Linked DNA regions of Homo sapiens: region 1 is linked to region 2. Evidence: read pairs that join two places in POLR2A ChIA-PET (ENCODE). Cell type or tissue: PC-3. All regions are shown on one strand. Each heading gives the region's core, and the rest is flanking DNA. Links, peaks and the distances in the headings are about the cores only.

What was found. ChIA-PET counts read pairs that join two places held together with the same protein. Peaks named below come from ENCODE experiments on the same cell type or tissue, not always from the same donor. Only the 100,000 strongest peaks of a DNase experiment are listed, where the experiment ranks them.
Region 1: POLR2A ChIA-PET joins it to region 2 with 9 read pairs; 3 of 35 experiments call an interaction of 5 or more read pairs at or near these places.

The regions. Positions count from the first base shown.
Region 1 is chr2:170,035,772-170,041,162 of GRCh38, reverse strand. UBR3 (ubiquitin protein ligase E3 component n-recognin 3) reads right to left here. Exons shown (of 39, transcript NM_172070.4): 32 at 178-281. Among named protein-coding and RNA genes, the nearest start is that of MYO3B, 140 kb to the left of the region's middle. In PC-3, for the core only: no CTCF peak of the experiment used is centred there; no DNase peak of the experiment used is centred there.
Region 2 is chr2:170,159,699-170,165,089 of GRCh38, reverse strand. No RefSeq gene overlaps it. Among named protein-coding and RNA genes, the nearest start is that of MYO3B, 16 kb to the left of the region's middle. In PC-3, for the core only: no CTCF peak of the experiment used is centred there; a DNase peak (open chromatin) is centred at 2,709; H3K27ac peaks cover 1,080 bases.

The sequences.
Region 1 (5,391 bases), core at 90-5,089, 120 kb after region 2:
ATTAATAGCCCAGGCTGGTCTCGAGCTCCTGTGCTCAAGCAATCCACCCACCTCAGCCTCCTAAAGTGCGGGGATTACAAGCATGAGCCACCACACCCAGCCTATTTGTCTCTATAATCTCTAGAATATTCAAAATACATAGTATATAATCAAAGAATCTGAATTATAAAGACATACCTTTGCGTAAGGGTTGTGGCATCATTAAGATCTGGATGAGCAAAAGGGATGTTACATCATGATAAAGAATTGGAACCTCAGGCTGTTGTTCTTCATATCCCAGCCTAAAAGAAAAATGTAGTCACTTTACATAGTATTGTATATCTTCTCTTTCTAATTTATTTTATATGTCACATATATATCTATGGAACAGAAATAAAAACTTTAATACACAAAGAAGAAATGTAAAAAAAAACCTTAGGAGTCATATTTTTTGCAAAAAAATTACATTTTAGACTCATATTCTCTTGACTCTAACATGAAGAAAATGTATAGAAAATGTGTTGTGTTATCAAAGTGAACAATTAGGATACATTAACTTGATTATGAGTGTTTCTGATCTTAGATTACAGAAATTAAAGTATTACATAGAGAATGAAAGAATTAGTTTCACTACAAATGGAGTGGCTTATAGGATACTTATCACAAACTTAGCAATAACGAATAAGTAAGTTTTCACATCTTTAAAAAGAGATAGGCAGAGTTCCCAAATCAATTCCTGTTGAAAAGGTATGGTTAACTGCTCTTATTAAAATGTTTCAGCCGAGCACAGTGGCTCATGCCTGTAATCCCAGCACTTTGTGAGGCTGAGGCAGGCGGATCACTTGAGCTCAGAAGTTTGAGACCAGATTGACAACATGGTGAAAACCCGCCACTACAAAAAATATAAAAAATTAGCAGGGCTTAGTGGTGTGTGGGAGGATTGCTTGAACCCAGGAGGTCAAGGCTGCAGCGGGCTGTGATTGTGCTGCTGCACTCCAGCCTGGGTGAAAAAGTGAGACTCTGTCTCAAAATTAATAATAAAATAAAATGTTTCAACTTTATAACTAACAAAATTCAAATAAAATCTTTAACATTTGCAAAGTTTCAAAAAGAGATAACCAAAGCAGAACTTAAAATACACTATAAAAGGGCCAGATGTGGTGTCTCATGCCTGTAATCCCAATAGGCATGGGAGGCTGAGGTGGGAGGATCACTTGAAATCAGGAGTTCAAGATCCAACTGGGCAACACAGTGAGACCCTGTCTCTACAAAAAATAAATTTTAAAAAGTACACTATAAAAGACAAAGTAGTAAACCTTAGGAATGTGCAGTACTATGAAAAACATAGACTATATTATAAAGCAGAGCTTATTCTAAAAGAATTTTTTAAATGCCTTTAGAAGGTTAATTTTTTGACTACATGTTTAATTTTTAATGACAGAGAAGAAAAGTAAATCTTAAGCTCCAGAAGTGGCTAAATTCTGAAGCTACACTTTAGACTTGGGATGAACAAAATTCTTCAACTCTTTTATTAGGCTCGATCATTCAGCAAATATTTACTAATTACTTACTACAGGTCAGGCACTAAACACACTGCTGAGTAAATCAACCCCTGCTGCTGAGAAACTTTTGGCTGACAGAGGAAGACAGCTCTCTGAATTTCTCCATTTTCTACAAATATTCCTTAGTATACTTGTTTTCCTCTCCAAGGATAACCCTTCATTAATGCTATGAATCCTGATACGGTCTTTCAAGTTTATCTAGCCTCTCTGCAAGGCCAAGGTCTAAAAAAAAAAAGTGTAGGGGTCACACCATTTCTATTATTCAAATTCCCCACAGAAATAGTTTCACATGATCAACAATGATCTCCTAATTACAAAATTTAGTGGACATTTTAAATCCTTATCTTACAGACCCTTGACTTGACTTTAGATACAGCTGAACATTCTGCCTGGAAAATTTTCTTGGCTTTTGTGAAACACTGTCCCAAGTTACCTTCTATCTCTCTGATTACTCCACTTTAGTCTTCTTCACAGGTTCATCTTCCTCTGACTAACAAACTGTTATTCCTCAAGATTCCAATTCTCCCTTTCTTTTCTCACTAAGGACTCTTTTTGAAAGACCTTCTAATCCATGATTTCAATTGCCAGCTATACACTGATGACTGTATGTCCAGCAATGACTCTCTCGAACTCTCTATCTGAATATCCATTACTTCCGCTTGTATATCTAACAGGCAGGCAGCTCAACAGGCCTGAAAGTGAACCCATAATCTTTCTCTCTATACGCACACTCCCACCCCAGTCACAACCATTCTATTATGCTGGTGCCAAAGTAATTGCTGTTTCTGCCACTAAAAGCAATGCACCAACCTAATACTTTCCCCTCTATAATCTAAGTTCTGATGTGGCTTATTTCTTACGTCCTCCTGCATTTATACAATGCCTGAAACATAACAATGCCTAAAACATGATAGTCCTCCAATAAAAGCATAATGAATAAATAAGCTAGGAACTTGAGGACATCCCAAAGCCATCTTCTCTCACTCACCCCGTATTTAATTGGCACTAAGTCCTAATGACTCTATCTCTACTTCCTCTTTGCCATCCCTATGGCCACTGCCTTTAAGTATTCAATCTCCTCCAATTTTATGTTCCTCTAATTCATCCTCTATATCTTTAGTGCCTGGAAGAAGTTTCCACAGGAATGATATCTTGCTTATCATTATATCCCAATGCCTGGATTAAAACAGTTAATAAAACTAGCTGGATAAACAAATGAAATATTCATGGGAAAAGGGATGGATGAATGAACAAATAAACGAGTGGTACATAATTTTAGATTCTCAGACTGCTACATTAAATTTAACAGGTGTTTAAAAGAGTCTCACTTAAAATTAGAAGAAAGTTTATGGATCCATTTAAGCTAGCCCAATTTCACTCTTATGCAAAGCTGTACTTTATTGCACAAAAATCAAAAAGGCTTGAGAACTTCTTGCATGATAACCTACAGACCAACAAATTGCAGAGCTTTTAGGTATAGAAAAGAAAAGCATTCCCAAATAAAAAAATTAAATATAGTTTAATAAAATAGGGGTAGTATATGCAACTGAAAAACTTAAAGTGCTTAACAGAATACTAGAATCTTATTTTACATTATATGCTAACAGCTATTTTCTACAATACAAGCAATCTTTCTCAAAATGAGAGGTGGATTCCTTTATGCTATTATTAATTTGCTTATTATTGTATGTGACCTTCCAATATTATTTAAAATCAGTCCAAATTGCCGTATGCAAGAATTATATACTACTAAGAACGCATAATTAACAAATGTTTCAAAACTGAAACATAATATGCATACAACAGAATAAAACAAAAAATGAATTAAAAGAATGGGGAATATTTCTAGTTGAGGAAACTGCATATTATAAAGATAACTACTTTCCCAGATTAATTTATGAGTTTAAAATAATTATAATCAAAATTACAAGTTAGGCCAGATGCAGTGGCTCACGCCTGTAATCCCAACACTTAGGGAGGCCAAGGTGGGTGGATCACCTGAGGTCAGGAGTTTGAGACCAGCCTGACCAATATGGTGAAACCCTGTCTCTACTAAAAATACAAAAATTAGCCTGGCATGGTGGCGTGCACCTGTGGTCCCAGCTATTTGGGAGGCTGAGTCAGAAGAATTGCTTGAACCCAGGAGGAGGAGGTTGCAGTGAGCCAAGATCACACCACTGCATTCCAGCCTGGGTAACAGAGCAAGACTCTGTCTCAAAAAAAAAATTATAAGTGAGGGGAAGGGCTTAGAAAATGTTCTAAAAACCTTCTGGAGAATAAGTGAGAACAGCAAAGAAAAACTGGGAGTCAGAGTTTGGGGAAGAGAAATGAGAGGAACCTAACTCAGCCCGATAACTAGACATAATAAATCACCTAAACAATAAACCATCATGGTATTGTCAGAGAAACAGGCTTGGAGCTCAATAGAACAAAGAAGAAAGCTCCTAATCAGGCCTATAATGTAGGAACCCTTAGTATTTAATAACTAGGATATAAAATCACTAAAAATACTACTTGGTTATTTGCAAATAAATTTTAGATCTTCACCTAACACTACAGGTGAGAATGAATTCCAAGTACGTTATATAGTTTTAAAAATCATCCCATGAGAAAACTCTAAAGTGAAAATATAGGTAGATATTGCAAATCCTAAGACTGGATTACACATTGTAATACTAGTTATAAAAGTATACATCAGCTCTTGGAAGACATGGGCATTCTAAGTATGAAAGTAATAGGAAAAAATAAGAAATATAAGGTCTGATTGATCTGGCTACATGAAAATTTAAAACTTCAATGGGTCAAGAAAAGTAATTACAAAAGTAGACGGCAAACATATTTTGAAAAACACTTATAAACAACTATGACAAAATAAGATTTAATATTTTAAACCATGGAGAATCATTCATATAATTTTAAACAATAAGATGCCAACAGAAAATGGACAGAGGTCCAGAATATATCATTCACAAAGAATGTATACAAATAGCTAATAAATATAAAAATACTTAACTTTGCTAGAAATCAAATAGATTTCCATTACTTTAGGATCCCATTTTTAATCACTCATATTAGCCAAAAAATGTTTAAGTGATAATACTTTTTTTGGTAAGTTTTTTCCCCAATAATAATCAGAAAAAATCCTGGCAGTTATTGGCTGATAAGATAAAAATAGCCATTCTAAGGACAGAGAGAGAAATGGATCTTTCCTAGCACATCACTGGCCCATAACTGGAATGAATGAATGGATTGATGCACCCCTCTGTAGAAAAGAGAACCAAAGATTTCAACTACAGGGTTTAATATGATCATTGTGATAACTATCTTTTAAAATGCTTAATATTTTAAAATACATAATTGTTCTCACTAAGATCAGGAACTAGGCAAAGATGTCCCCACTCCCCACTTCTTTTCAACATCATACTGGAAGTACTAGCTAATGCCTCAAGATAAGAAAAGGAAATAAAAGTTATACAGATTGGGAGAGAAGAAATAAAACTGTCTTTCTTTGTTTACAGATTACATGGTCGTCTATGTAGAAAATCTGAACAAACTGACCAAAAAACTCCTGGAACTGATAAATGATTGTAACAAGGCTACAGGACACAAGATTAATATACAGAAGTCAATCACTTTCATATATACTGGCAAGGAACAATTGGAATTTGAAAATAAACACACAGCATCATTTAAATTAGCAACCCCCCCCCCAATAAAATACTTAGGTATAAATCTAGCAAAAAAATATGCAAAGATCTATTTAAGGAAAATGACAAAACTCTGATAAATGGAATCAAACGACTACATAAATGGAGAGAGATAGTCCATGTTCATGAGTAGGAAGACTCAA
Region 2 (5,391 bases), core at 96-5,095:
GGGGCTCACACCTGTCATCCCAGCACTTTGGGAGGCCAAGGCAGGTGTATCACTTGAGGTCAGGAGTTCGAGACCAGCCTGGCCAACATGGTGAAACCCCATCTCTACTAAAAATACAAAAAGTTAGCCAGGTGTGGTGGCATGCACCTGTAATCCCAGCTACTTGGGGGCCTGAGGCAGGAGGATCGCTTGAGCCCAGGAGGCAGAGGTTGCAGTAAGCCAAAGATTGCACCACCGCACTCCAGCCTGGGCAACAGAGCAAGACTCTGTCTCAAAAAAAAAAAAAAAAAAAAAAGTAAAAGACTCGTAGGATGTTTGCAGAGAGAGTAAAACAATAAAACAGCATTCAGAAGCACAGAACACATTTTGAGGAGTTTGGATTTCCATACCTGATCCCCAAAGCCAGGAAAGCCCTGCTACCACTTGCCAAGGCATATATGAACTCTGAATATCCTGAGCCTGATGTTGTGTATACCAGGCACAAAGCAAAACTAAGCAAGGATGATTTTGTTAAAACTGTAAACTTTTAAATATTGTACAGATTGCTTTAACTAGAGAAGATATCTATCACTTACGAGGAGTTAAATGTAAAAACAAAACGGGTTCAGTTAGTGCATTTAGATACAATGTACAGACCAGTGCTACCCTGGAGAGGCAAAGGGAAGAGGGGAAAGAAGCCAACAGAGCATTTTGTAGAATTTTTTTGTATTCTCACCACTGCAGGAATGAGGAGAGTTAGGAACACAAAGTGTGATCAAGTAGAACAAAGTCTCCAGGAAAGGTTAAGCTAACTAGGTGAACTCCTCTCTGTTTTCCTGGCAATAAGGCAGCACTTTATAATGATATTTTAATGAGGAAAAAATACAGAAACAAAGAAAATGATGTTTAGTATACAGACAACATCTAGCTTTAGCAATTAAAAAGTACATATCTATATACACACACACACATATATACATATATATACACACATATATATACATATATACATGTATAATTATTTTTTCTTTTCTAAAAAATATCTTTCCAGAGATGGCCTAACTCCTAGGCAGTGTGCCCCAAATCAGCCAAAAAGTAAATATATTTTATAACTCTTTTAAAATGTCACATCTTCCCCTTATGACCTTATTTTGGTTCCATAGCTTAAAACTTTTGTCAATCCTGCTTAGGCCTCCTCTCAAGGAGGAACTGATGAGCCCAGTGATTCTCAACCCTGACTGTACATTGGAATCACCACAGAAGCTTTCACAATCACAAGGCCTGGCTTCACCCTCAGCAATTCTTATTTAATTGGGCCAGAGTGGGGCCCAGGCACCCGTCCACAATGGCTGTTTTTATTGATAGCAACAATAGTATTCTGATTTTACAGAAATAATTTTAGACAAGTAGTTCATTAAGACTTGCAGCATGTTTACTATTATTTACTATGCAGTTAGCAGGCCAGATGCTAAGAGCCGGGAGCTACCATTATACATGAATAGATTAGAGAAACACATTCAGCATCGTACATTTTATGCTATTAGCACAACCTGAAAGACAGCACATAATTGGTGGCACATTTAAAATTCTGTACAACGAAGTCTGCTGCTGCCATCGAGATGCCAGGGTGGGGAATAAGGGTGATCCAGTGCAACTGATGTACTTGCATAAACAGAGGAGAAATAAGCGTCCACTGGATCTTTTCCAGGTTAAATCTATCATAGGGCAGTAGGAGAGCAATGGGCTGGAAGTCAGGAGACTTGGGTTCCAGTTCTGACTACCAGCCAAGTCATCTCAAGGAAGTCACTTGAATTACTGTTAGTTTCTAAGCTCCTTCAGGGAGAGGGATGATGACTGGGTTGACTTTTGTTTTAACTGGATTAATTTTGAAGGACAAATAAAAAGCTCAAAATTAGCATAGAACACGAAGAGCATTCCGGACAGAGGGAATTCTAGGTGGCAAAAGAAAGCAGTTTAAAATGGCATGGCATGTTTGGGGAACCTTAAGTATTTTAGAATAGCTGGAGCATAAATACCAAGGAGAAGCAGAGGCAGTCGTGTGGGACAGAGACCTGACTGTGAGATCACGTATGCCATGCTGGGAAGCTTCAGCTGTATTCAGCATACGCAACTGGAGAGTCATCAAAGAGTTTTATCATAAAGAGCTCAATCAGGCCAGGCATGGTGGCTCATGCCTGTAATCCCAGCACTTTGGGAGGCTGAGGTGGATGGATCACTCGAGGTCAGGACTTCGAGATCAGACTGGCCAACATGGTGAAACGCCGCCTCTACTTAAAATATAAAAATTACCCAGGTGTGGTGGTAGGCACCTGTAATCCCAGCTACTGGGGAGGCCGAGGCACGAGAATCACTTGAACCTGGGAGGCGGAAGTTGCAGTGAGCCGAGATCATGTCATTGCACTCTAGCCTGGGTGACTGAGCGACTTTGCCTCAAAAGAAAAAAAAAAAAAAAGAGCTCAATTAGACAACCACGTACGAGGTTTAGAAAGAGCATTCTGGCATCACAGGGAAAAGGGGAGTGGTGGGCTGAAAGTGAAGGAAATGGGATAATGCCAACATGGCAGCAAAAATTCTAATTAGGAGGCTATGGCAGACGCTTCACCACTCTGTGGCTCAATGTCCTCATTATAAAATGACAAGTGTATTAGTCAGAAACTGTGTATAAGTGACAAAAACATGTCTCAAACCAGCTTTTTTTTTTTTTTTTTTTTCCAAAGGTGGTTTCTTGACTCATATTTCAGACATGTCCAGGGCTATACTGACTGACTTCAGGCATCACTCACAGGATTTCATCAGAGCGCTCTCTCTCTCTCTCTCTCTCCCCATCTTTCTAACAGGCTCTCTCCACCTGAGAAACAAGGTGGCCACAGCAACCCAAGATTGCTAATCCATAAAGTTAGTCCCCTCCACTGGCAGAACAGCACAAAAAGAAGTGTCCCAAGGAAAACTCCAACTGATCTGGCTTTGGTCATGTGTCTAGCCCTGAACCAATCACTGCGAATTGGGAAATGGAGCTCTCTGATTGGCCAGGCTGGAGTCACTGCCTACTCCTGTGAGATGTGAGCAGTGTCTGCCCCAGTCAAGCCACAAGGACTCCCCATGGGAAATGGGACTCCTGCGCCTTCCTCTCCCAGAGGAAAGGAGAAAGGATGTTGAGTGGGCAAAAACAACATTGGTTCACTAGAGGAGATGGGGTGAAAGGGCTTTAGGATCCACATACTGTAAGCCATGTTTTCACCATAAGCTCATTCAAATTTCTCCATCAGGCAAGGCTCCAAGAGCCTCAAGCCCCAGTCCAGGAGGGGAGTTGAGATATTTCTCACTATTGGCTTAACTTATTGGCTAAAGTTTGTTCTTTTGAGCTAAGACTGTACACACGCACACACACACACACACACACAGATCAAGAATGAACAGAAGCAAATGACTTCTTTAATTCTCGTATAATTCAGCTTTACACTAAAAAGAAAGTGAAGAAGTGGGGAAGAAAGGGAAGGAGGATAAATTCCAGTGAAGCAAGTGCTCTTTTTCTAAAGAAAAAACACTAGGGCTCAGAAACTCTGTTAAATTGTTTTTATTGTGAAACTGGAAAAGGTTCCAAAGAGAGCAACCCGGATGATTAAAGTCATAAATACGTTCTGAGAAAAGCTCAAGAATCTAGGATTTTTCACTACAAAGAGAAGATTAAGAAGACTGAATAAATGACATGCACCAGTAAAGTACTTGGTTCCTGTCTGCAATATTAGAGAGTTGTGCTAGACATAAAAAATAGCTGTACTTCTTTCCTCCTCTTTTTCCTCCTCTCCTCCCACTCTGCCTTTTGATTGAAAAGATGTGGGGGTATCTCAAAATGACAAAAACCTACTCGTGAAGGGATATTGAAAGTTAAAATAATTACTAGAGTAGGGCGAGAAAAGAAAGAGAGAAGCCGACAGATTCTCAGGATAGGTATTAGATTACTGGTTCCATACAACATGAAGGAGAACTAAATGATGCTGAGGTTTCTTGTGCTTCAGTCTAATCTTAAAATTAAATTAGGTGATAATGTATATTCTTCTCACTTGACTTTTAGCCGTATTTCAAAAACCACCCTCCCCATACCTTAAAATATACAAATGTAAAAAAAAATTAGTCAAACAATATTCTATTTACACATCACTTAACACTTCAAGAAAACAATAAAGTGGTGTCACTCTAACATCTTTGGTTTCAAAGTACCATGTAGGATAAATGCATTTCTAATTAAAGACTTCCAAACTTTCAAAATGAAACAAAAATTTGCAAAATGAAACTAAGAAACCAAGTAACACTTAATTTTGTTATATTTAGCCTCATGTCAGCTATTTTTGTTTTAAAGTGGTTTATGATTCAATTGGCAAATGTTTAGGGAACGTATCTCATGTGCAAAATATTATCCTAGACACGGTGGAGAAAACAAAGAGGCAAAAGGAAAAGTCTCTACTGGCATGAAGCTTATAATTAAGTTGTGTAGACAAAGCATAAGTATTGTTACAAGTTAAATAAAAATGTATAAGAATGCATTATGGGCCAGGCACTGTGGCTCACACCTGTAATCCCAGCACTTTGGGAGGCCGAGGTGGGTGGATCACCTGAGGTCAGGAGTTGGAGACCAGCCTGACCAACATGGTGAAACCCCATCTCTACTAAAAATACAAAATTAGCTGAGCAGGCTGACGCATGCCTGTAGTCCCAGCTACTTGGGAGGCTGAGGCAGGAGAATCACTTGAACCCAGGAGGCGGAGGTTGCAGTGAACCAAGATCACATCATTGCACTCCAGCCTGGGCAACAAGAGCAAAACTCCATGTCAAAAAAAAAAAAAAAAGCGATATAACAAATATCACGTGGCAGGTTGCAATTAAGTACAAAATAATAAGTGCAAGAAACTCCCAGTCTCAAGCAGGGGTCATCACTGTGGGCTGGGGAGACTGCCTGGAGGAGGAAGTCCTGAAGGGGTCCTGCAAGCTGACTGAGAGTCACAGGAGAGGGCTGCACAGCTGAGAAGCAGGAATGTGAGGCTTAAATCAAGAATCTAGAAAGCAAACAAGAGAACCAGCATAGGGGCTCTCCAGGAGGCAGTGGGATCAGCCTGGGTGGATGTTTTGGCACAACCCTGGACTTCAGTTCTTTGGGGTTTAGAAGTTTCTTAAGAGAATCTCAAATAAAATTGTCATTTTGGGACCAGGGGTCTGGTTGCAATTGGTTTATTTGTATATACTGCTTACTGTGTTCCAGATGCAGTTCCAAGTGCTTTTTAAAGATTAACTCAATTCATCTTCATGACACCCCTTTGAGGTAGGTATTAGGAAGCTAATGCACAGAGTGGTTACAGTAACTTGCCTATGGCCACACCATTAATAAGGGATGGAACC